Linked DNA regions of Mus musculus: all the other regions are linked to region 1. Evidence: chromatin loops called from intact Hi-C (ENCODE). Cell type or tissue: left cerebral cortex. All regions are shown on one strand.

The links. A loop is a pair of places that touch in the nucleus more often than their neighbours do. Peaks named below come from ENCODE experiments on the same cell type or tissue, not always from the same donor. Only the 100,000 strongest peaks of a DNase experiment are listed, where the experiment ranks them.
Region 2: it touches region 1 in a loop (2.6-fold over the local background); 9 of 42 quality-filtered maps call a loop at or near these places.
Region 3: it touches region 1 in a loop (5-fold over the local background); 4 of 42 quality-filtered maps call a loop at or near these places.

What each region holds. Positions count from the first base shown.
Region 1 is chr16:28,924,002-28,932,001 of GRCm38, reverse strand. Mb21d2 (Mab-21 domain containing 2) reads left to right here and starts at 2,304. Exons shown (of 2, transcript NM_177718.3): 1 at 2,304-2,549. The coding sequence starts at 2,339. In left cerebral cortex, CTCF peaks have their summits at 3,196, 3,420 and 6,021; DNase peaks (open chromatin) are centred at 3,094, 3,398, 3,914, 6,039 and 2 more places; H3K4me3 peaks cover 3,311 bases; H3K27ac peaks cover 2,152 bases.
Region 2 is chr16:29,557,220-29,565,219 of GRCm38, reverse strand. No RefSeq gene overlaps it. Among named protein-coding and RNA genes, the nearest start is that of Opa1, 18 kb to the left of the region's middle. In left cerebral cortex, a CTCF peak has its summit at 4,163 (motif pointing right); DNase peaks (open chromatin) are centred at 4,194 and 4,621; H3K4me3 peaks cover 434 bases.
Region 3 is chr16:29,213,299-29,221,298 of GRCm38, reverse strand. Plaat1 (phospholipase A and acyltransferase 1) reads right to left here. Exons shown (of 4, transcript NM_001357092.1): 2 at 3,549-3,687; 3 at 725-990. The coding sequence starts at 3,687. Among named protein-coding and RNA genes, the nearest start is that of Plaat1, 7.2 kb to the right of the region's middle. In left cerebral cortex, no CTCF peak of the experiment used is centred here; DNase peaks (open chromatin) are centred at 2,255, 2,993, 3,747 and 4,366; H3K27ac peaks cover 723 bases.

The sequences.
Region 1 (8,000 bases):
TTCCCATTCAGTAACATTCTCAATATAAATAGGTTCAGTGGAGGTCTATTATTCCTGGAATTCTAATCTGACTGACCAGCAAGAAGTGTCCACAATGATGATCTCATTCATTCTAAACCACCAAGTTCAGACCTAGTTCACATTTGAGAGTGATTTCTGCTAGAAACCCGATGACTTTCTATGATGCAACTATCTTAAGAAAAGGCAGCAAAAAGGAAGGAGCAACGTCTTACTGCCGGTTTTGGAAATTAAGAGAGGAAAGTGTTTTGACTATTTTATATAGACTCTGTCTGTGTCCCGAGTTTGCATGTATGTAGGGCTGGGGATCAGGCACAGAATATGATGCATGCCAGTTAACTCACAATGTGGGACTTGCAATAACAATGAGAAGGCAAGCTGGAGTCATAGGTGTCACATGCAAGCTTCTGTTAAGAGTGCAACAGGGTTGCTACTCAGCTGTGGGGGCAAAGGTTGTGCCTGGCCTGGAGTAGCTATCAGAGCAAGAAAGGATGAGGTTGGCCTTGGTTGGGCTTACAGAACAGAAAGAAGAGGCAGGGAAATTCCAGGGGAGGATCTTTACAAATCTGTGTTTTGTAAAGATCCTGTGGGAGGGGCTGGAGAGATGGCTTAGCAATTAAGAGCACCTGTTCTTGTAGTAGAGGCCCTGTGTTCAGCTCGCAGCATCCATAGGGCAGCTCACATTTGTCTGGAACGTTAGTTTCAGGAGAACTGATGCCCTGTTGTGACCTCTGCAGGCACCAGGCAACAATGCAGTGTATGTAAATGCAGGGACACACACACACACACACACACACACACTCACCCCAGGACCCTAAAGTTTGTATCAACAGTGGAAGCTGATACAGCTAATGGCTACTTAACATGCTACTTAACGTGTCATTCTTTATAATAAATGGTGTCCGTCCAGTCTTATCTCACCTAATTCTTAAAGCAGCCTATGAAGATGTAATGGTTATCCTATTCACATGGGTAAGTATGGCAGGGCCTGGATGTCCAGGTCTTACAAGGTAATGTGAGTTTTCAGTGATGAGAACTCAGGTAAGAAAATTAAAGGGGCCGATAGGACCACAGGCTGGGATAGAGGACAGTTCACCATTGTTCCTAGGGGTCCATAGGCCTCCTTAAGTGTGTGAATCACATGAACATTAAAACCACATCTGCCATTTGGTCTTGATAAACTAGACTTGGACTACAGCAGTCTTGTCTTGAAAACCCTAGTTCCAGTGGGGACATGGGTGAGGGTGAGGGCTAAGTCCCAGGACTCATCCCAGTCATTCCGGTCTGGCTAATAGCGAGTGCTCAAATTCTATTTGCCAAAAGGGAGACTCCCTCTCCCACTCCCATCTTCCTTGTACCCTGGGGCAATTCATTGTTTTCCTTCCCCCACATTCCGCATTTGGATTCCTATCTGTCTGAGAGCAGGTTGGCTCTCATTAAGGCACTATATGTTAAGTTGAATGAGCTGTTACCCAGGCAAACTAATTACCAAGGGCAAAGGTAAGGAGGATACTTGAGTGGTTAATTGGAAGTATCTATACGCGGCATGACTGGCACCCCTTCTTGATTCGCTGATTTTATCATTCTAGGCGACAAAGGACAGAAGGTACATTTTATATTTTTCCACCAAGCAAAGGTACTAAAGTTCTCGGGATGGACATTGGAAAGGCGCCCACAGACACGTTTTCGCCCGGGACACCGCCCTAAGATCAGAGTAGGAAGACTCCTTTCTCCTTGGATGCGCTTGGCAAGCCCTGCCCCTAAAGAGGGGCGGGGGTGGAGGTGGAGAAAGAAAGCGTCCACACCACGCGCGTCAGCCCGAGTACGGACTGGCAAGTGATCCGGGCGCGCGAACCTCTGCCATTTATTTATTTATTTTCTTCCCACCGGGTGCGCTGTCCCTTTAAATGGGAATGCTGCTGCTGCTGGCTCCGTAACACCGGAGCCGGCAGCTTGTTGATTTCAGCGCTGGTGAATTTCACATTGTTTCCACTTCACTTTCCTTGCCCCCGGGGAGGCTCGAGTCCACTCCCGGACGCCGCCACCGATCCCGGCAGGACTCGAGGAGGGCAGGGGCCCGCAGCGGCGCAGCGGGCGGGGGCGGGAGGACCGGGGGCCGGGGCCACACGCGCACCTCGCCGCAGTCGGGCTCCTCCCGCGAAGGAGCGCGGCCGCCCCGAGCGCAGCGCGGCGCGGGGCCCGTCCAGAAGCCAGCCCGCCCACGGGCCGGGCTGCCCAGCCGCGCCGGGAGGCCGGGGCGGGGTGGGGGGCGGGGGTGGGTGCCGCGGCCGCCGCGGAGCCGCCGCTCGGCGCGTTTTGCATGAAGATGGCGGCTCCCACCGCCAGCAAGGCAGCCTCCCTGGGCTGCAACAACAAGCCTGCCTTCCCGGAGCTGGATTTCAGGTCTGGAGCTCGGGTGGAGGAACTGAACAAACTCATCCAGGAATTCACCAGGCACGACCAGCGGGAATACGACGACCAGAGAGCGCTGGAGATCCACACTGCCAAGGATTTCATCTTTTCCATGCTGGGTAAGGAGAACGGGGAGGATGTGTGAGTATGCGTGTGTGCGCGGGTGTGATGGAGCGGGTGGAAGCTATGGTCCCCGCTCTGGCGTTTGCCCGGGGTGTCACCCCTGGTTCCGTGAGGTCCCCTTTCCTCTCCACCGCCAGCTCAGCTGCCCCCTCCGCTCCTGCCTGCTGCGCTCGGCGCGGGGTGCCCCTCTCCTTCCCGATCGCCCGCTCTTTTGTTGGTTCCTCGGCCGCGGGGCTGGCGGGCAGGTGAGGCGGCGGCGGGAGACGCCTCCCGGCTTGGGGAGTCCCCAAGCGGCTCCGGCCGGCTGACACCGGCTCTCCTGCAACCCCGGGCGGCCGTGGTGGAGGCCGACCCGTGCTGGAGCGACAAGTTGCTTCTGTCGTGGTTGCGGCGCGGCGCTGTCACGCCGAGCCCCGGGTGGCCAAACTTGTTGGGTGTTCCAGAGTAACCCGCGGAAGTAGTCCGGGCGCCCGGAGTTGCCTCCAACTTTGATTTGCAAATCGACTTCCCTTTGAAGGGGTCGGAAGCATTTCCGGTGCTTCTCCGGGTTGTTGCTGAGCTGGAATTCCTAATTCCTTGCTTGAACACGACCAAGCTCAGAGCTCTGGCCGCGGAGGAGCGCTGTCCCCCTCGTCTTTGTGTATTGTCCTACTGATGGCTAAGAGGTGCTCAAGTTTCCCACTCTGGGCAGCCCTGGGTTAGAAAAATTTCTCCCACCGTATCCCCCAGCTCTTCACCGACGGGTCTGGAAAGATGAAGAAAAATAATGGGTTCCGGGGATCCAACCCTATCCCTGGCGTCCTGCGGTGGGATTATTGCTTCTGAGTTGTAGAATGAGCATCCGCTGCTGGGAGCCTCGAGTGTGTAGCGCTGTCATGCAGCAGTGGTGGCCCCGTGGTTTACATTCAGCAGGGCTGGACTGGAGGAGCCTTGCTCTCCAAAGGTTTCCACAGTCAATTTTTCAGATAGTGGTAATTGTGATTGACAAAGGCCTTTTAACTACAGGACAGAGTCTTTGCATTCTCTTGGGATCTAACGAGATTGCACTGTTGTTTCTTCCTACCTTATTCCCTCCAGATACCTTTTCTTGCCTCTCTTAGCTCAAGTCGAAGTGATACCGATTGAATGTGGTCCACTGGTCCTCTGAAGAATTAAGCAAGTTGGATGGGCCGTGTTAAACGCGGGAGTATGTTTTCTTTCTCCTGCTCACTCCACACGTATATTCTAGGTATTCTAGGTGGGGAATGTGGTTGAAAGATCCATATTTGGATGTTTGACTGTTTAATTGAATTATTATTTTAATTCACGATGTGGTGGGAGTCAGCTTTCAGAAAGGAGTGTAAAAGCCCTTACAAAGCCCTCCATATCTTAGAACCAAACCAGTGATTGTCAGAAAGACGGGTGTTGGGGGTGGGGTTAGGCGCGCACACAGAAAGCTCAAGGCAGTTATTTAAGTTGCTTAACCATGGTCTTTCTCTTTGGCATAGCTAACCACTGCCTGCCATTATGGTATATTAGCCCCCCACCCCCACCCCCTTGTCTGTGTGTAGAGATAGTGGTGAGGAGAGTCATGGGAGGTGATGGGGAGAGTAAGTTTAAATGCCTGGCTCAATGGGGACTTGTGCACGGTCCCTTCATCCGATACAGTGAATTAGTCAGGTCTTAAGTCACATACAAAAGGTAAATTATTCCAGGGCACTTAATTTATGCGTGTGTTTAGTGTCACCAGTGGCACTGCCGACAGGTAAACAAGATTTGCTTCCCTCCCTTCTCAGTCCTTTGACCTTGGAAGGGTTGCTTTCCCTCCCCTGGGACTTTGGCATTTCCACCTGCCGGAGAGAGACTTCAAGAGTAGCATCTAAGCCCTTTGCCCCTCTGGGTACTACCGGGCAGATGGCGAAATGAGCTTGCCTGTGTGTGGTACTGCATTCATTTTCGAATCCCTTGGTTTCCTTTAATGAGGTGCTGGCTTTTCTAGGCCAGCGAAGGTTTAGCGACAGCCAGGGTCTCCATGTGGATTTACTTCTCTCTAAAGCAGATTCTCGCTTGGCTTGAGAAACAAAATCTCTTTTTTTTTTTTTTTTTGTACACTTTCACTTGCTGTGGTCTGGAGTCTTTCATGAATATGCAGATAGGGTGTCTTGATGACCCCACCCCCAAGCTTGTTAAGGTGGTGTCACTTGGGTGGCATCAGGCCCTCGGTTTAGGGAGCTGTTGGGGGTAGTCCTCTTGGCTTTGTTCTGTCTCTTGTCTGAACTGCACCTGAGGATTTTAAGCAGTTAAAAAAAACAAACAAAAAAAAAAAAAACCGTTATCCTCTCAGTCAGGATGAGATGGCAAAGGCGTTTGTCCAATCCTCTTTAATGGAAATGTGCATAATGCTTCTTCCAGGCACAGGCAGTTGGGGGCCAGGGTTGATGGTCAGAGGACCCTATCTGTGCTACAAGGTTGTTAGCTTGGAACGAGGCCCTTGTAGCTTCCCATCTTTTCATTTTATCTAGTCTTCTTTTTTGGGGGGGGGAGGCTCTGCAATGAGTGAAGGAAGCAGCCAGTGCACTCAGTAGCCCCCCCCCCCCCAGCAGTAGGATACCCACTAACCTGTGTAAGCAGGACCTGCACAGGCTAAGGCTGAGCCCATTGAGGGTCATGGAAGACTCTGGGTTCTGTTTGTGCTGTGATTCCAGTGCCTTTGGAGGCCAAGCATCACTTCAGTTTCTCTACACCTTGTTCTTTCAGGAGAACGATGGCTGTTATTATCTAGTTAATATCTGAGAGACCTCGGAGTGTGTCGAGAGGCTGGAAGTCCATAATGAACGCCGTTTATCAAAATTCATAGAAATCATCAGAGTTCATTCATGTTTTAATAATATTTGATATTTGCATACTCTCTCTGCTGGATCTTTTGTTACCTTCCTTCCCTAGTGAAGTCGGATGGAAGAGTCCGTGGTCTTTCTGTGGAGCACACGTGGAAGAGAGAGTGTGCAGGAGGTGAAAAAGGCAGGAAGAGATGTGTAGTCACCAACAGACCAGGGTTTGGTGCCGTGGCCTGGTCACGAGAGCAGCTGTCAGTTGCTGACCACTTTCTCAGGGCAGGAGCTCCATGGGGTCTTTCTGAGCAGGGGCTTCATTCCCACCCCATAGGCGAAGATGCTGAGAGGTAGTGGGATAAAGAGACCAAAACGAGTGGGTAATAAATCATAGTGACTCAGACACGCTCCTCTCCTACTTGAGTGCATTCATCGTAAAAAGCACGGGATTCGGGCAAGAGAGAGCTTTGTTTTGAGAAAGCACTTGTTTCAGGGTTTTTGCTTCTGTTTCGAGCTGAGAGTCTTCACGTAACGCAGGCAGCCTCTGCAGTGATTGCTGAAGCAAGCACTCGGAGCTCAAGTGTTTTATTCCATGGCAAGATCACCTATTTGAATTCTTGATTGGGAAAAAAAAAATCACAGTGACTGTCACACACACTAGTTCCAGCCCCACTCTGCCCCTTGCTGGCTGTGTGGTATTAGTTTTTAAAGAACATCTTTTATACATAGACAAGAATAATGCATCCTTTCAGCATGATATCTGGAATCTAACTGGAGAGGAAGAAAAATTTTATTATTTATTGAAGAAAGGTACTGTATTAGAGAACACAGTGAATTTCATCTGAAACGACTAGCACAGCTTCACTCCGGAAAGAAGTATGTAGTTCAGTTTGCAGTAGCCTGGAGGATATGGGCTGTGGCTGAAGGGAGCCTGGCTAATTCCAACATTCAGTTTGTGTATGTTAAGCTTATAGTGTGTGCTTGCTATGATGTTAGCTCCATTGCCTAAATCTGCCATCTCCTGTAATCTGACAATCTTAAGGATGTGTCCCATCCAACTATATAAAGCAGATGCCGTCCTGGAGATGGACCACTGAGAGGTGCCAAGAGGACAGGTTCTTCTCAGGATCACTTAGAGCTGAGTTTTGATCAGCGAGCCGCCTGTTGGCTGCTCCGTTAGACTCGGGTGTTTTCAGTGCAAGCGCCTGCATCCCTTTTGCTTCCCTCACTCTTTGCTCAGACACTGGAAGGACCTACATCCTGGGGAATATTGCTCTTACTGGCCTGCTATGCCTGCACAAGCGGGGGTGATTTCTCTTTGCCCTTTGGTTGCTGTCTGTTCCTTTCGGTACAGTTTTCTTTTTCCTCCCACCCAGCACGTCCTGTTAGCCTCTGCAGGAATCTGAGAGTAAAACAGGGAGCAGAAACTTTGAGAACTTCACATGGGTCTATTTTGACCCCATTCCTCTCTCAACCCCTGCATTGGATATTTACTCTAAGAACAGGTTTCCTGGCTGTCCCCAACCAACCCAATAAGCACCATGTGTCCCCTTCAGAGTTCTTCTGAGTTGAGTGCTCCTCACCCTTCAAAGTGCTTCTGAGTGCTCTGGGACCTACCGCATTTCCAGGCGATCTTTACACCTCCTGAGGAGGGAGGTCATTTGGAAGTGGTGACTTTCTGATCTGTGGATGCCAGTTCACGCAGCAGCATTTACTGTCGATGTCGCCATATCAGCCCCCTCTGCTTGGTTTAACGTTGTATCCACTAACGTGCTATTCCCTTATAAATTCTAAGATGGTTTCCGATTTGCTTTCTTTCTGGAAGCATCGTACGTTTAGGGCAGTAGGGCCCCTCTAAATTGTGTGTGTGTGTGCACATGTGCGCAAAGTTCAGTTGGTTCTCAGCAGCGAGTCCTCCATCCTCCCGAGGCGAGTTTTGGGAGCTGCTGTGGGTCCTGGGTCCTGTGGTTCTAGTGGCATCATTGGACACTGCACGGCTCCCGATTAGGCTAAGCCTCTTTTGTATTCTCACAGCCTATTAGAGTCCCTCTTGTCAAACTGAGAACTTGTCATTGAATGCTAAGCCCTTTCAATTCTCCTGGGGAACTTTAGAAAAACTCAGACTTTCTGGTCCCATTTCAGATGTATCGATTGAGAATCCCTAGAGATCTCCAAACTGGGCGTTCAGCACTTCTGTCTGTCTGCCTTAAAGCCTGAGGCTGTTCATTATCTGTCTACTAGACCTGTTCCCAAGCGCAGTGAGTGTCTTCCTGGCTATCTTTGGAGACTAGATCCGTGCTGAGGAGCCCAGTGAGTGGAAAACACCAGAAATTTGCCCAAGTTTACTACGACAAGTTGGCAACGTAGATCTAAAGTCAGGCCAGTGCACAGCCTCTGATTTCAGCAAAGGCCATATTCTCTTCCACTCGCCTGAGTTAGGGATCTAGCTTCCCCATCAGGGCTTCTAGAGACTTGCTGTGTGATTTTGGGCGAGGCATTTTTGGAAGTTGAGTCTCAGTTTCTATGTAAGAACACACCAAGGGGGTTTAATAACTGTGCCTACTTCCTGTGTTTGATTGTTTTGGGATCTGAAGTCTTTTGTGTAACCCAAGAGAAGGGCATCGTGTAGCTCTGTTTTGT
Region 2 (8,000 bases), 630 kb before region 1:
CTATTTAAATCAAGTCAGGGATTCTATAAAATCCTTAATTCATCTAGATAGAATTGTCTCATGAAAGTTCATCTTCAGTATGGTCTTCAGGAAACTTGCCCAACAGAATGGGCAGGAGTCACCCAGGACACCAGGCTATAGGCAGTGAGGGTCTCTCCAAGCCCAATCACACAGTGTCAGATATATGAAGAATTCATCAATGACAAACATGAGAAGGCATAGCAGCAGCAAGAAGCCATCCTGGGATGAAGTCCCGGGGCTGTGCCTTTCCAGGGTAGGACCATCACCACTGCACAAAATGATGCGCCGTCTCTAGGAAGCTCACTTGCCCACCGTAGCTCTTCCTGTGTAATGTTTGCCACCCTTCTATTCTATCAATCCTTTTCATCTTGTGGGATGCACATCAGACATCCTGCATATTAGATGTTTACGTTATGACTCATAACAGTAGCAACATTACTGTTATGAAGTAGCAATGAAATGATTTTATGGCTGAGGGTCATCACAACATGAGGAACTGTATCAAAGGGTGGCAGCATTGGGAAGGCTGAGAACCACTGTGCTTGATACTCATTATCTTGCACTCTCGAAGCCTTTCTTGCTCCCTCATGCTCTTGGTCATGAAGGTTTTGATGGTAGGAGGGGTCAGGATGAACAGTGGAGGGCCACCACCACCTCAAGAGTGTTGTGCCAGCTCCCAGTTCTGAAACCTAAGTATCTATGGTATTTGCATCTAGAAAAGGAAAAATGAGTATTTCTCCAGTGGCTCATCTACATGCTTATACGTGTAGGAGAGGGTATTGATCTTGTTGTTGTTGTTGTTTGCAGTGCTGAAGAACGAACCTGGAAGAGTGGATGTGCTAAGTAACAGCTTCCACCGCTGAGCTGTGCAGTCAAGTCCTTCCAGAAATTCTAAAATAAACAGGTCTTTATATGTGTATGTTCAACAAACTAGAACCCTTAGTTCTTGGATTTCTTCCACACCTGGCTCACATTTTATTTCTTTTTGGGAACGCTGAGATTTGGACAGAAAGAACAAAGGAATAAATACTGAATGGATCTAGTATCACGGGTATAATTTTAGGTCTATATTTCTATATTATTATACTACTGTGAAATTATAATATTTACTAATAGATCTCATTATGTGATGATTTAATATATGTGGGTGCCACCTGGCATATGGTATAGACCTCATGACTGTAATAATTGAAACAGATGGGATATGCTGTTATAGCCAAGAAACCCTTCTCAGATCTTAGGGTCTTAATCCTAAGACAAGGGTATTTCCTCATTATTCTGATACACGATGGGAATCTTAAAAAGGCAGGAGACAGGGACACCATTGCTCCTAGCTACATATACCCTCTGAAACGCATGGCTTCCAAGAATACTTTTGTAATCATAGAGGACTGGCTGGTATGCTTTTTAAGAGGTAAGATAGAAATAACCTATTTAACGTATGTCTCATTTCTACTAATCAGTCTTATACAGCTACTGTAACTACAAGTAAGACTGATCACGTTAAAAAAAAAGATATTTGGTGAGACTGCTTGCCCCAATCTCTCTAAGCACCAGCTATACTAAGGATAAAAGAATTGCTACAATTCCCTAAAAAATAAGTCATTCCTTTTGGATGTATATCCCCATCAGAATTTCTGTTAGCCTTATCATGTTCATCAGTTCTTAACCGATGTTGACCTGTTCCTAAAACATCTTGAACTCTGCTTTTATGTCACTTTCTTTACTAGCCTGATTGTCCAGAAAAGCAAAGTCACTCAGACATAATATAAAAGTATCAAGATTAATGAGAGAGGGTGTATTAGGGTAACTGCCTCACTAGACTCTGGAAGAGGAGGAATCACAATGAGCCACTTGAGCTGGAGACCCCAGGGAGCCAGGGGTGCTGTTAAGGTTACGTATCAAACCACTAGAACAGGAGAGGACAATGTTGTTAATGCTGCTGCCTGAAAACCTGGAAAACGGGGCTGGTGCAGAGCTCCAAGTTCTGTTGTCTTAAGGCAGGAGGAAGATGGGAGGTTGGTTAAAGGGGAGAGAAGGAGTGAGGGAAGGAGGGAGAGGGGAAGGGGGAGGGGGAGAGGGAGGGGAAGGGGAAGGGGGAGAGGGAGGGGGAGAGGGTTCAGTAGAAGAAAATTTGCCTTTCTTCTCTCTCTTTGCTTTATTCCAGACCCTCAGGTGGTCATCTACATTTGATGAGGGGCTGCTGATACTATTACCAATTGTGAAAACACTCACCCACAATTCAGAAATGTTTACTAGTTATTGAGGCGCTTTCTCTCTCTCTCTCTCTCTCTCTCTCTCTCTCTCTCTCTCTCTCTCTCTCCCCTCTTCCCCCCTCTCTCCATTTCTCTGATTTTTCTTTATTTCAAAAGACATATTTATTTTTAGTTTTGTGTACGTATGTGTGTCTGGGTGGGTGTGCACATAAGTGTAGATGCTGGCAGAGGTCACGAGAGGGCATCAGATTCACCCACAGGTAGAGTTACAGGTGATTGTGAGCCATAGGCCATGGGTACTGGGAACTGGACTCTGGTCCTTTGGAAGAGCAGGAAGTGCTCTCAGCTCTTAAGCCATCTCTACAGCCCCTGAAGTTAATTCTTTTAGAATATGGGACCTGTTGTTCCTGGTCTCTACTGTGCTAACTTTGGTATGGATCTCAGACCTTTAAACATTTTCCACTTAATTTTAGAAAACCTAAAAGTGACAGAAAATCCTAGAGTGTATTTTTTCTTTAAAAAATAATTGTTGATGTGTGTGCACATGTATCATGTGAGCATGGGTGTGTGTGCATGCCCATGTGTATGTACATGCATGTGCATGCACAGCCCAGTAAGTGTGTGGGTGTAGAGCAACCCTGATCTCAGGTCAGTAGGATTTGAGACAAGCACATTTGCCCACTGAGCCGTTTCACTGTCCCGTTTCTTTATAGAGCTGTTATGTCTTCCTTTGGGCCCTCTGATGTAAAAGTCTCAAATGAAGCCTTTTAAATTATATCCTCTAGCACGACTGACGAGGGAGGGACAGTCCTGTATGCTATATCTGTGACCATAAAAGAGTGAATGTGTGGTATGTGGCAGCGACCATGCTCTCTCACAGCTGCTTTTAGTGATGTAACTCATCAGGATGCTTCCCTTCCAGATGATGGCTGAGAAGATAACTAAACAACAGCGCCTGGTACTGCAACAGCAACAGAGCTTCACTGTTTTCTGGGATTTTGTTGGTTTGTCCCTTTTTTCTTTTTAAACTTTTTACTGGTGTGTCGTCCTCAATGTTGTTCAAATTACTGAAGAACCTAGGAAGGTTGTTTCTGCTATTGATGGATAGTATGCTGCTATGGCTGGTCTTTTAAAAAAGATTTTATTTATTTTATGTACATGAGTACACTGTCTCTGTCTTCAGACACAGCAGAAGAAGGCCTCAGATTCTGTTATAGACAGTTGTAAGCCAACATGTGGATGCTGGGAATTGAACTCAGGATGCCTGGAAGAGCAGTCCGTGCTCTTAACCCCTGAGCCATCTCTCCAGCCTGGATGGTCTTTTATATAAATGTATACATATGCATACTACTTGAAGTTTTGGAAACTGTAGTTGTGCTGTCAACTCTGGAAAAAAGTATCCCTGTTTCAGGTCTTGAGCTAATATTGTACAGAAAGTAGCATCTACATAAGTCTAAACATTAAATGTAGTCTCCTCCCATTTTCACAAGATTGACCCTTTAAATATATAAGGTCATATCTATGTGGGTATGCATACAGAAACCAATAAAGTTTTCTGTAAATCATGAAGGAGAAGAAAACACAAATGTCATAGGACACACCTTTTCTGTTCCCATATTTTATGGAAATTTCAAGAGGTAGAAATTTTTTTTAAAAGACAGATACACAATCAACGTCAAGTTTGCTGACATTGTCAAATTGTTCTGTGGAGCCAGGGTACCTCACTGCCAAAATCCCTTTTGTGCATAGACGTGTGCCTAGTCTGGCTTCTTTAGAAACCACTCATGAAAATAAGGTTCCTGCATAGAACAAACTGCAGTGTGGTCCCAGCAGACCACAGGTTCCGAGTATATATTGAAAAAAAAAATTTTTTTTTTAAAGGAAGTCTATGGGAAGTTTAGTCACAAAATGTAGATGGAGCATTATGCCACTAGGGGGCGAAGTTATCTCAGTAAACCGTTGGCTAAAAAACCCGAGTCTTTAAGGCAAATCTAAACCTATGTGCTCACATTGGCACCAGTCTGGTTGTTTTAACGAGTTATACTGTAGTTACTGTAACGGTGCATCCTATCCATGAGGCATTTAGCTAAACTTGTTGTTTAATAATTAATAAGAATAGTTTTAGTCTTTCTAAAAAGAAGTGATAAAGATAGTTCAGAGTGTTCCTGTGGACTCCCAGTCTGTCCTGTTGCTATCTTATAGCACGGTCAGCACCAGTAACGAGCCAGTCCTGATAAGGTAATACTAACTAAACGCCTCTATCTGTTTGGCCTTTGAAAGCGAATGCCCGTCCAGCTGACCGCAGCACACTGCCTTGCTGTGCTTTTCCTTTGGCCCCAGGCAAACTGTAACATTTTCTCAGCTCCTCTGTGTTCCTGCCGATCTTGGTGACTTCGATTGGATACTTCACACACTAGCGTTCGGTTTGCATTTGCCTGACTTGCACAGCATTCTGGGATTTGGAGCACAGATCATCAAAGAACAAAGGGCTATTCTTTCTGACTTATCTGCATGACATAACAGTTTTGACTTCTAACCTTGATCGCTTCGCTGAGAAACTCTTGGCAGGCTTCTCCACCGACCTATATTTTATACTGTTTGGGAGAGAGTCACTATGTACAGATCACAGGAAGAAATAGAGTTGTGCTGTCCTTGAAGGGGCACCACCTGGCTTATCTGGAGCTCCTCTGGATGGATTTATCCACTCTCGTCACCTGTTTATGTGCAGTATTATTGACATCAGCATGGACTTATGGGCATATTTTATGCTTTGCTTTTTCAGCTGTGTCTGGCAAAGTTTCGTTCATTTTTAGTGCTAAGAGCTACCACAGCAGAGAGTTCCTACATGGCTGCCACTGTGCTAAGCAGTCTGTATATCATATATAACATCTCATTTCATTCATCAACTATTCCGAGGGGAGACATATCCTTTTGTGTAACCTTCCTAGTGCCGAAACCCTTTAACAAAGTTCCTCATGTTGGGGTGACTCTCAAAATCAATTTTTTTCCTTGCTACTACACAACTGCTTTTGCTACAGTTATGAAGCATAATGTAAATATCTGATATGCAGAATACACGCTATGCGATCCTTGAAGAAAGGTCATTTGATCCCCAGAGGGGTCGTGACCCACAGGTTGAGAACCCCTGCTGTAGTTCCAAGGAAAAAGCTTGCAGCTGATAGAGGTGAGCTGATTCCTTGGGCCATGCTGGTGCTAACTAACCAGGATACAAGCACTATCTAGCTTAAGTTCAAAGCCTGCACATCTCATGGTCTTTGTTAGAGACCAGGACGTGCAGCCAGTGTGAGTGGGGTTGGGGTGGAGGATGGTAAGATTTGCATAGCTGAAGACTGGTTGCTTGAGGCCTGGAACCCAACCCTTTCTCCTTGCACTTTCTTCACTAACAACTTATTAACTTACTATTTCCGTTTGTCAGATATAAACGGTTCCAAGATCAATAGAAATTGTATTGATATCTTGATAATGAGTTGATATATGATAAGAATTATGCTCCATACTCCATAAAGCATTGAAGTAATTTTGAGGGTGCATGTAATATGTGTTTATGTGTGTGTGTATAGGTGTGTGTTGTGTGTATATATGTGTGTGTAGTATGTGTGTATGTATGTGTGTTGTGTGTATGTGTGTGGTATACATGTATATATGTATATGTATGTGTGCTGTATTGTGTGGTGTATATGTGCATGTCATATAAGTATGTGGCATGTGTACATGTCTATATGTATATGAGTGTGTATATGTATATATGGTGTGTGTGTATATATGTGTGTGGTATGCGTATATGTGTTTGTAGGCATATGTGTGCCATAGCATGTATGTGGACATTGGAAGACAGCCTTTCAGGAGTTGGTTCTCCCCTTCTACCTTGTATCTGATCCAGGGTCTGTCTTATTTCTGACACTGCACTCTATTCTCCAGCCCAGCTGATCTGCACACTTCCTGCTGACCATCATGCTGGCATATGGAGATTACAGATGTACACTGTCACATTGGTCTTTTGCCTGAGATCTGGGATTCTAAATCAGGTCTCCAAGCTTGTGCAGCATGCACTTCTACCCAGGGGACCATGTACACCATATACACATATACACACACACCACAAACATATACATATACACATGTACACATGCCACACACATATACACACAACACACATGCATATATATATATATATATATATGCCACATACATATAACACACACACACACACACATATATCACATATACTCTCCCTCCACAAAGCAGTTTTTAATGTATTTTTCTAAATAAACTTATTATTATAGAACAATTTAAAGGTTAAGAAGAAATGTGAAGACAGTCTCTTACATTCATGCCATATATTTATCACAGTTGATTAAGATGATGTTGACATCTGGTTTTAAGTGAAGTCTGTGGTTTACTCAGATCTCATGAGGAGACCATGTTGCATTAAATTGTCATACATCCTTCGCCTGTTCCCAGCTCTGACATTTCTCAAACTTTCCTTGCTTTTGATGGCTTTGGCAGTTTGGAGGCTGATCTGGTCTCTTCCAGGGGACCTGAGCTGGGTTTCCAGCATCCAGATCAGGTAGCTCATAACTGCCTGGATCTGCAGATCCAGGGGACTTGACAGTCTCTTCTGGCTTCTAGGGACACCAGCCCACACATGTCATACAGACAAACACACATATGTGTAAAAAAAACTTTTAAAACACATTCTGTGTCATGATCCTTTCCTGCTCAGCTGGGAATGGTGGGCAATGGAGGCTAGACTCAAAAGCATTACGGCCCTTTTTTCTCGCTGCTTCTGGGGCGGGGAGACTTGATCACATGATCTCAATTGGAGAAAGGATTCATTTCGGCTCACAGTTTTGGAGACTACACCCTGGGGTGGGCTGGTCCCATTGCTGTGGGCTGTGATGATGCATAGCCTTGTGGTGGAAGGAGGAGAAGGTTGCTTATGCTATTGCAGCCAGAAAAAGAGGGAAAAGGAGAGGATACAGGGCAAGCAGGAACAAGACACACCCTTCAAAAGCATTGCTCCAGTGGCTCCCACTCTCCCACCTGGCTTCACCACCCCTAATAGCCCGTTTGGCTACGAACACATGAGCTAATCAACTCTCAGTTATGGCCTCCAACTGGACACTAAGGCTCCAACATACGTGCTTGTGGGGGACATTTCCTATCCAAACCATAATATTCTCATTTTCTGTAATGTACACACTTGAAGATGGGAGTGGTATGTAACCCTCCTTCAGGGTCAGCATTGCCCATATTATTTGGATTCTTCATTAGAAATTTATCTCTTCTCTATCATATGTTCACTTGCTGTATACTTTATCCCTAGGAGTGAGAACAAAGAACATCTATTTTCAACTTTGAATTACCATCCAGTATGACTCCATATATATATATAAACATATATGTGAACATATATATGTGTGTGTATATATGTGTGTGTATATATATATATATAAGTGTGTGTGTATATATATATGTATATATATATGTGTTCATGGCTCACAGTGCTCCAGCTTTGGCCTCCTGAAGCTCTTTCAGTTACTCCTGCACCCAGCTAGCACACAGCACTAAGGTTTTGGTACTTCACTGTGTGTATGAGGCTCCAGGTTCCTCTTTTACCTTTGCTTTTCTATCCCTAGAGACAACCATGTTCCTCAGTCTCCCTTATGGGAGAAAGGTGTGAGAAACACCTAGATGCTAAGTTCGGAAGTACACTTATGGGGCACATTGTGTACATTTTTA
Region 3 (8,000 bases), 290 kb before region 1:
ACAGAGCCTCTCCTTCTAACAAGTTTTTTCTCTTACATTGCCTTAATAATCTTTGGGTTAAGTCCATAGAGATGGAGCCACCCGGGCCTGAAGACAGGCAAGGTAAAGGCAAGTCAGGTAAATATTCACTTTATTGGGAATCCACTATAACACTACAAAATAGTACTGGAGATCTACAAGATTGCACTATCACAAGAATCAGATACACCGAAGTCAGCCCACACATGAAAAGTCATTTAGAAGCCCAGTGAATTAAATATCACAACATTTCATTAAAAAGTCACATTGTAAAGAAATAGGAAACATTTACCAACCCTTCAAGGCATGCCATTGGTTGGCCGCTATTCCCTACTGGGAAAGAATCTACTAATTAACCCATTTGTCTTCCTTTTTTGCTCCATTATTTTCTGCACATGGCGTGGTTGTTTTGAGGTTGCTGAATGGGGGAGTAATGAAAACTGTGACTAGTGGGGTCAGTAAGACTGACAGGAAGCTATGGATTTGATGCTACCACACGTCCCCTTCCAGCCCAGATTTCAAGACGTCCAAGTCTTAGTCTGTTTGATCTCTAACTTACTATATTTTTAATAGCCTCCTTCTCTGCCCTTTGGTGTTTCCAACTTTTCTTGTTCTTTGCATTTTGGTTGAAGTGTAGGACCTTTATCATGACAGATAGGATTTTCTCAGTGTGAGAAACTTATTGAACCTTTAAAAGAAAACTCACCTGCTCTGACACTCCTTCTCCATAGCGCAGCAAGGTTACAAAATGCTCACAGTTGTTGACCAGCAAGTCATAGGCTACTTCCTGCCCAATAGCGAACTCTGACCGTTGTATCACCTCCTCCACAGGAAGAGGAGGGTATGTTGTGTCGTACTTGTTATTTATTCTGTATGTGTCATTTCCCACAACATCCTTCAAAAGCTGCATTTTCACCAAGGCCTTTGTGCTGAACACGGACTTAGCACTTGTAAATGATGAGCGAATGCCATCTGTAATGAGAACGTTGGTTGGTGGGGCTTAGCGATCTGGTCCACAGAGTACCAATGCCATCTAGGAATGAATGCTAGAGATGCTGGGGGAACTTCAATTACTCTCTTCTCCTTAGGCAGTAAACTAAAAGTGCTTGATCTCAACCACACACTGTGTTCTCAATTACATATGAGAAAAAATACAAGTTGCATGGAATTCTCTGCCTGTTCTTGGGAAGTAAGGCCTTTAATGATTGGTATTATGAGAGATTTTTTTTTGCATACATTTCTAACAAAGTAGGATTAAGATTATTGACCAATTATTCTATTGTGCCTGTTCCTTCTTAGCATCTGAACTCTTCCAAATGGATATCTTAGGGGTTAGGAGTGCTGTGTTCTGATTCTACCACCTCTCTGTACTTCTTCCTTCTTCATACACTTGCTCTTCCCTGGGCTTTAACGGAAGCCCACATTTCCTGCTGGAAGATCCTGTCTTCTTTCTGTCATTTCCTCTGGCCAGCAAACTAATGTCACAAACCTGAAGCTAACTTCAGTAGGCAGAACACAGATAGTGCCCCATTCTATGTTTTCCCTGCCTGAAGAATCCTTCAGTCTCTTCGCCTGAGATACCTCTACTGATAATCACAGCCTAGATGGCCAGGACCCTTTGTATCTGGGCCCATGATGCCAGTACCATGACTCCTTGTGGCTTGGCATATTCTGGGACCTGCTCTCTCTCCACATGTGCCTACCTTCTATGCATATCATATTCCTGTAACTCCTAGGAGGAAGGAACTCTACATAAACTGCCATGTAAGTTTCTCTTTCAGTTTTGACTTAAATCAAAATCGTTTTCCATTCCTCTTCTATCTCAGTCTCTTCAACAGAGCAGCAACATTCATCAGTTTATATTATAGACACTGGAAGTACACAGGAACAGATGTTGTATACATTGATATATGTCACACTTCTTTTAAGTGAAGTTTTATGTCACATATTGCACTTTAGACATTTTAAAATATTACATTAAGACCATCTCCCAAATAGTTAAACATGTCTAAAAGTGTGCTTTTAAAATTGCTATTATAGTTGCTTTATCTTATTATAGTTCCACCATTGCCTATTTCTTCCTCAAACTGCCTGCCAGAGCCAATCACTGTATTACATCTTATTCTTCAGAAATGGAGTTGTGGCTCACAACGGGCCAATTTAGAGTCATTCTCCATGATTTCTAAACTCCAACACAGAGAGAGCAGATTAGCTCTTTCCTGTTGAGTCACTGAACTGTAAGAATGGTGCCTCAGCTTGTGAGCTGTCTCTGTTTCTTTCCACAGTCAAAGAATGACAGCAACAGGCAGGAGAAGGAAGACACATGTGAGTCTGAAGGTCCTGATGTGATGACATTCCTAACCCTGAGGCTGTCCAAGGCCAGCTCAAGCCTTTCTGATGTAAGTCATGGACCTGTCTTTTTGATTGTTTGCTTAAGCTAGTGTTAGCTTTATTTCTGTGATATACAACTCAAGGATTCTAACAGACACAGATACCTCATACCTACTTGCTAAGTCATAAAGTGCTTAACCAGCCCCCTGTTGAAAATTAAGCCATTGTCTCGTTTTCTTAAATTTCATTAGACATGAAATTTGTCTACATTTTTAAATGTTTCCCCAGACTCCTGGAAGTAAAATTAGATGCAGAGTATAAGAAATCTTTGAAAACACTTAACACATACTGTGAAAGTGGTTTTGTGAATGGCATTATCAGTTTCTATTTCCACCAACCATATCCTTGTACCCAGTTCCCCTGTCTCTGCCCACACTGCACACTATCATTCTATCCTTTGCTAAAGAGATGGGTGAGAGATCAGTCCGTGTCTCAATCTATAACGGTGGATATAAAGTTGAAATATCTGTTCTCTTCTTTTGTCAACTGTTTTTAGCTTCCCACTTCGAGGCTTGTGTTCTTAGCTTTTGCTGCCTCTCCTCTGAGGCACGAGTTTCCCAGGGACAATGGAACTAGTTTTCTCTCATCTTCTGATGCTGCTTCCTTGCAGAACTCTCCTAACTGTAACACACCCCTCAACCCCTTTGCCCACTCCTTTCTTCCTAGATCCAGGGCTTCACCAGCCACCTTCCTCAGTTGGATTTTCTACATCCTTCCTAGCACGTCTAATAATTTGTTCTTCTTTTCTCCCACTGTCTGTGAAAGTATAAGTACCATTGTGTAGATATCTATATAGCTGGGCAGCCGCAACACCCAGAGAGGCATTCATCACATACTACACAACCTACGAGTAGCTGCTGAATTAAGTAAAATCACCCACATGTGTGAGACATAAGGACACAGAGTCTAGTCATGTTTGGGGCCAATGCCTCCCTCAAGTCATCATTAGGAATTTTTTAGAGATTTTAATTTTAATGTCTGTGGAATCTTTTAAATGACGCTTTGGTCTTTGAATATCATTTTCTAAATTAGTAGGATTTAGTTTCTGTATTTTATCTACTTTATGATCTTATCTGTGATTGCTACTAAATACAAAACAAGTTAAAATCTCCCAGGGGGCCCCTGGAAACAAATCTTACCTATAGGTGCAATGTTGATCACGTAGCCATCACCCAAGTACAGTGCCCAGTGCTGATAGCAAGGACGGAACACTTCAATCAAGTCTCCTGGGTGTGGGTTGTGAGGATAGGTCAGACTGAAGCAATCATTTACCGCCATCTGTAAGGACAGGCATAAAGATGAGCTTGCTGTTCCAATTCACAGGATGAGAAGCTGAGCAAGGGTTGGTTCCACATTATCAGAGGGACAAAGAAATTACCGAGATGACCTCTGGTAACAACTCAGACTCACAGTGCTCTCTCTCTCTCTGTGTGTGTGTGTGTGTATGTATGTGTGTGTGTGTGTTAGCAGTAAGGGTAGGAGGGGAAGCTCCTGCAAATTTCTTTACAATGGTGCTTACAAAGCCTGTTCTTTAAATCTAGAATTTGTTTGTAGAACTTCCTTCTGTACAAATTTTCAGTAATAATTAAGTTTCAAAATATTCCTTGTTTAGAACAGGGAGGAGAAATACAGGGAAAGCAAATGTATGATTATCTTACTATGCAAATGTTCTAAAACAAAATAACAAAAAGTATCAGCCCACACTTGCTTCCATAGTGGGAAGTAGTCAGGGATCCAGAGTCTAAGATCAGAATTCTTTGAGACTGTGTGATGTGCAGTACAACCAAGAAACATAAGTGTGGGTGGATGCTGAACACTGTGAACAGTAAAACATGTAAAAAATATCTTGTACCATAAAACTCACTCTGCCACTTTATTTTAAGGAAAGACAGGCTACAAGCCAGATGGATATCAAGCCAGACATTCAGGTGCAATGCGGGCTCTGGAACATTTCTTCCAAGTTCAGAATGCGCTCTGTACTGCAGCATGTTTAAGACTCTGGCTTCCACCTGCTACATCTCTGATGTCTTTTGTCCCCGTAACCATGACAACCAGCCCCACCCCATCCCTTACTGTGATTCCAGAAACAGTGAAGCAGACAAGGTGCAAGATGGGGAAGCTCACTGCATTGGTGAATGTGACCTGGAATTTCCAAGGTGGCAACATTTTTCTCCTTCTCAATCAACACCCTTTAGAAAGCACATATGCTTCTGACAGCTGGTCTTGCAGAGGTTGCACTTTCTGTGTAGTCACAGAAATAGAGTAAGTCAGCAAGAGGGAGTCACATGCATCTCCTCAATCAGAGGAAGAATAAGGACTGTACACATGCTGAGTCTCTAGTTGACAATGATGTTCCTTACCATCGTGCTGTCTTGCAACTCTATAGACTCCCCATCATTGAAATACAAATGCTAGAAACTTCCGACTCACTCACATAATAGCATAGGCTAAAGACATGGGGATACAGTTTTCCTTACTTTCTTGGTACTATAGAAGTCTTTCTTAAAAACCAAGTATTAATACTGGAAGGGTGTTTCCCTGAATATTTGCATGCTGTCTGTCAAAAATCTTCATTCATCACACTGTCACAGAAACGCAGCCAAATGTAAGCTGTCCATCTGTTGAAAAATAACTACAAACCAATTATATAAACACATTAAGTCTACCCATCTTCCTAAATATGTTAGAGTCTTCCTTTATATGGATGTTCACATTTTGTTCACTAACAGAAAACCAAGCAACAACAGTTAAGACAGGCATAATAATGTAGGTTGAGTTGTTTATCTCAGAAAGCTATTGAAAGCATTTCTTGTAAATTACAAGCTGTTATGAATATCTTGAAAAATAATCTCTGAATACCTTGAAAAAAACTATTCAAGTGGATAATAAGATAGTATTGTTTTCTATAAATCTTTAGATTGGACCATGTTGTATGTGTGATTTGGTCCCTGCTGTGCCTTTGAGACAAGATGTATGACTTTATGGAATGGGTGGTCTCACTGTAAAGATTCAATAAGTAACACACTTCAGTCTCTGGCATGTAGTCTGAAACATGACCCACAAAGTGTAGGTGAATTAGCCACATAAAGCCTAGTATGGTTTATTTTAACAAATGGTAGGATGATAAGCATGCCTGGACAATAACTCCCAGAGCCTAAGCGAGACCTCCATGTTAACATGTAAGGGGAAGTGTGGCTTCTCACGCTGACCTTTTATGTATCCTAGCAAATTGCTCCAAAAGGGCTAACCCTTTCCTAACTGTGGCTTCTGGAATCCCAGAGCATCTAGAAGTATAGCTTAAATAACAGCCATCAAGTCCTAGTGCAAAGCCCTTGTTTCTTAGGATAAAGAAAAGTGAGCTCCAAAAATAATTTCAGCAAATAAGAGTCATATGTCATCTCACAACAGATTTTCAGCAATTGGAGCTAGAGTAATTTAGTATCTCCAGTGGGAAAATATCCAAATATCACTAGTAGACATGAGAGGGAGGGAGAGAGAGAGAGACAGACAGACAGACAGAGACAGAGACAGACAGACAGAGATACACACATACATACACACACATACATACACAATGCCTTCACACATATACATACATACACACAAAGAAACACACACATACATGTACACACACAAACACACATGAATATGGGTAAAATAGGGAAAAAAGCCTTAGTATTGAGTTGGCAGAGTACTTATATTTACTCTCAAAAATATGACTTTATTCCTAATAGTTTCAAATAATTCAGCCGACCTTCAGTGGGAGAATGGCAACAAGTACCAGCACTCTCTCAATGTTCAAGATAGCTGAATAGATGTGCTCAACACACACAAGGAGGGTGCAATAGCTCGGTGGTGAAGAGCACTTAATGCTCTTGCAAAGGACCTGGGTTTGGTTCTCTGAACATACATCAGGCAGCTCTCTGGAAGTCCAGTTCCAGAGCATCTTTGCCTCTTTGGTCTCTACAGGCACACAAACTCACATGGGTACATGCACAGAGGCACACTTTTTTTAACAAGTAAATTAGTAACTCTTTCTAAAAGTAAGAGTTTTTTTTTTTATTTTAAAAAACTAAGGGGGCTGCACAGAGTTGCATCAGCGGTTAAGAGTCCTCTTCCAGAGGACCAGGGTTCAATTCCCAGTACCCCATGGCAGTTACAACTGTCTGGAACTCCAGTACCAAGGGGCCCAACACCATCACAAAGACAAAATACAAATGAGCATAAAATAAATCTTTAAAAATAAATAGAATAAAAGGAAGTGCCCGGTATTCACTTCTCTTCTACAAAGAACAAGCAGAGTGATCTGCGCAGAGCTGTGTTAGAGGCCGACGGAGAAGAGAAAGCACTGGCGATCCTCCCAACAGAGACCGTAGCCCAGTAAAATTCAGAGACCTGGGACCATAGCTAGAGAAGCAAAATACCCCAGCATCTGCCACCCCAGCTCTACAATAGAAAGGAACCAGTCTTCCTTTAGGAGGAGTGAGCCGAAAGGGAGAGTTCCAGCAAGCATCATCCATGTGGATGGTGACAATCCTAGCTACTGGATAGTCAGCTCACAGCCCATTTAGATTAGTAACCTAAACTCTGCATAGTAGAGTAGAATTATGCAAAGTCTGGCTTTAGAAAAGGGTTCCTTCCCAGGGAAGGTTCAGGGTATGGTGACAAGCACCCATCTTGAGATCAAAAATCCCTGCATACCCAATCTCTTGTATTACACAAACACACCCTAGCATCAGCTCGGCAGACAGCTGACTTTTGAACCAACCAAGGCACAACAGGGTAACTGTGCCTAATATGCAGGATGTCCTGCTCTGTAAGGGTTTGGTGCTAGGAGATTGGAAGTATTGCCTCTGAATACCAGGAGACCAACACACTTGCTCCATGAGACCCAGAATATAGTTAACCACATGTGGACTAGGGCCAGTGTCAGGACTGACACATGGTTCCCACAGGCCTTTCCCCAAGACCTGTATTCAGGAGCCTGTTATGAATAAGGTATGGAGCAGGCCTCCATAATTATCAGACATACAGGGGGCTTTCTAGGAGGGCTCTGGGTAACTCCATGAGGCCAGCTCCTACCTCAGCTATACACAGTCAAACAGAACCTGCTGAGAGAAGTGTACTCATCTCTGACCCCGGACCCACTCGCTGGCAGGAACAGTCATTGAAGCAGTAAAGAGAAAAACTGGAATTCTTACTGCTGTCTGGCTGCCGCACGGTCCATTCTGAATTTAATGTCACTAGGACTGGGCAAAATTACCCCCATAGGAGTGCAGTGGGTCCCACTACAAGAGTCCTGGCCACCATAAATGGTACAGTAGGCCCCAGTCCTAGCCACCACAAGTAGAGGTCCTTGCCAGTAACAGAATAGTTGGATGGAAACATGGAACGGATAGGAGTAACCCTACACTGAGGACCCCATGCCCTCTGCTGTAAAACACCACACCCATCTGAACTGCCAGAGTATCTCCACTCTCACAGCACATGGAGAGTACGGGTCTGAGACTCTGCCAAACATATGAACAATAGCCATGGAAGTTATAGGAAAACTATACTGCAGAACTCACCTGGAATCAAAGTCACTATCA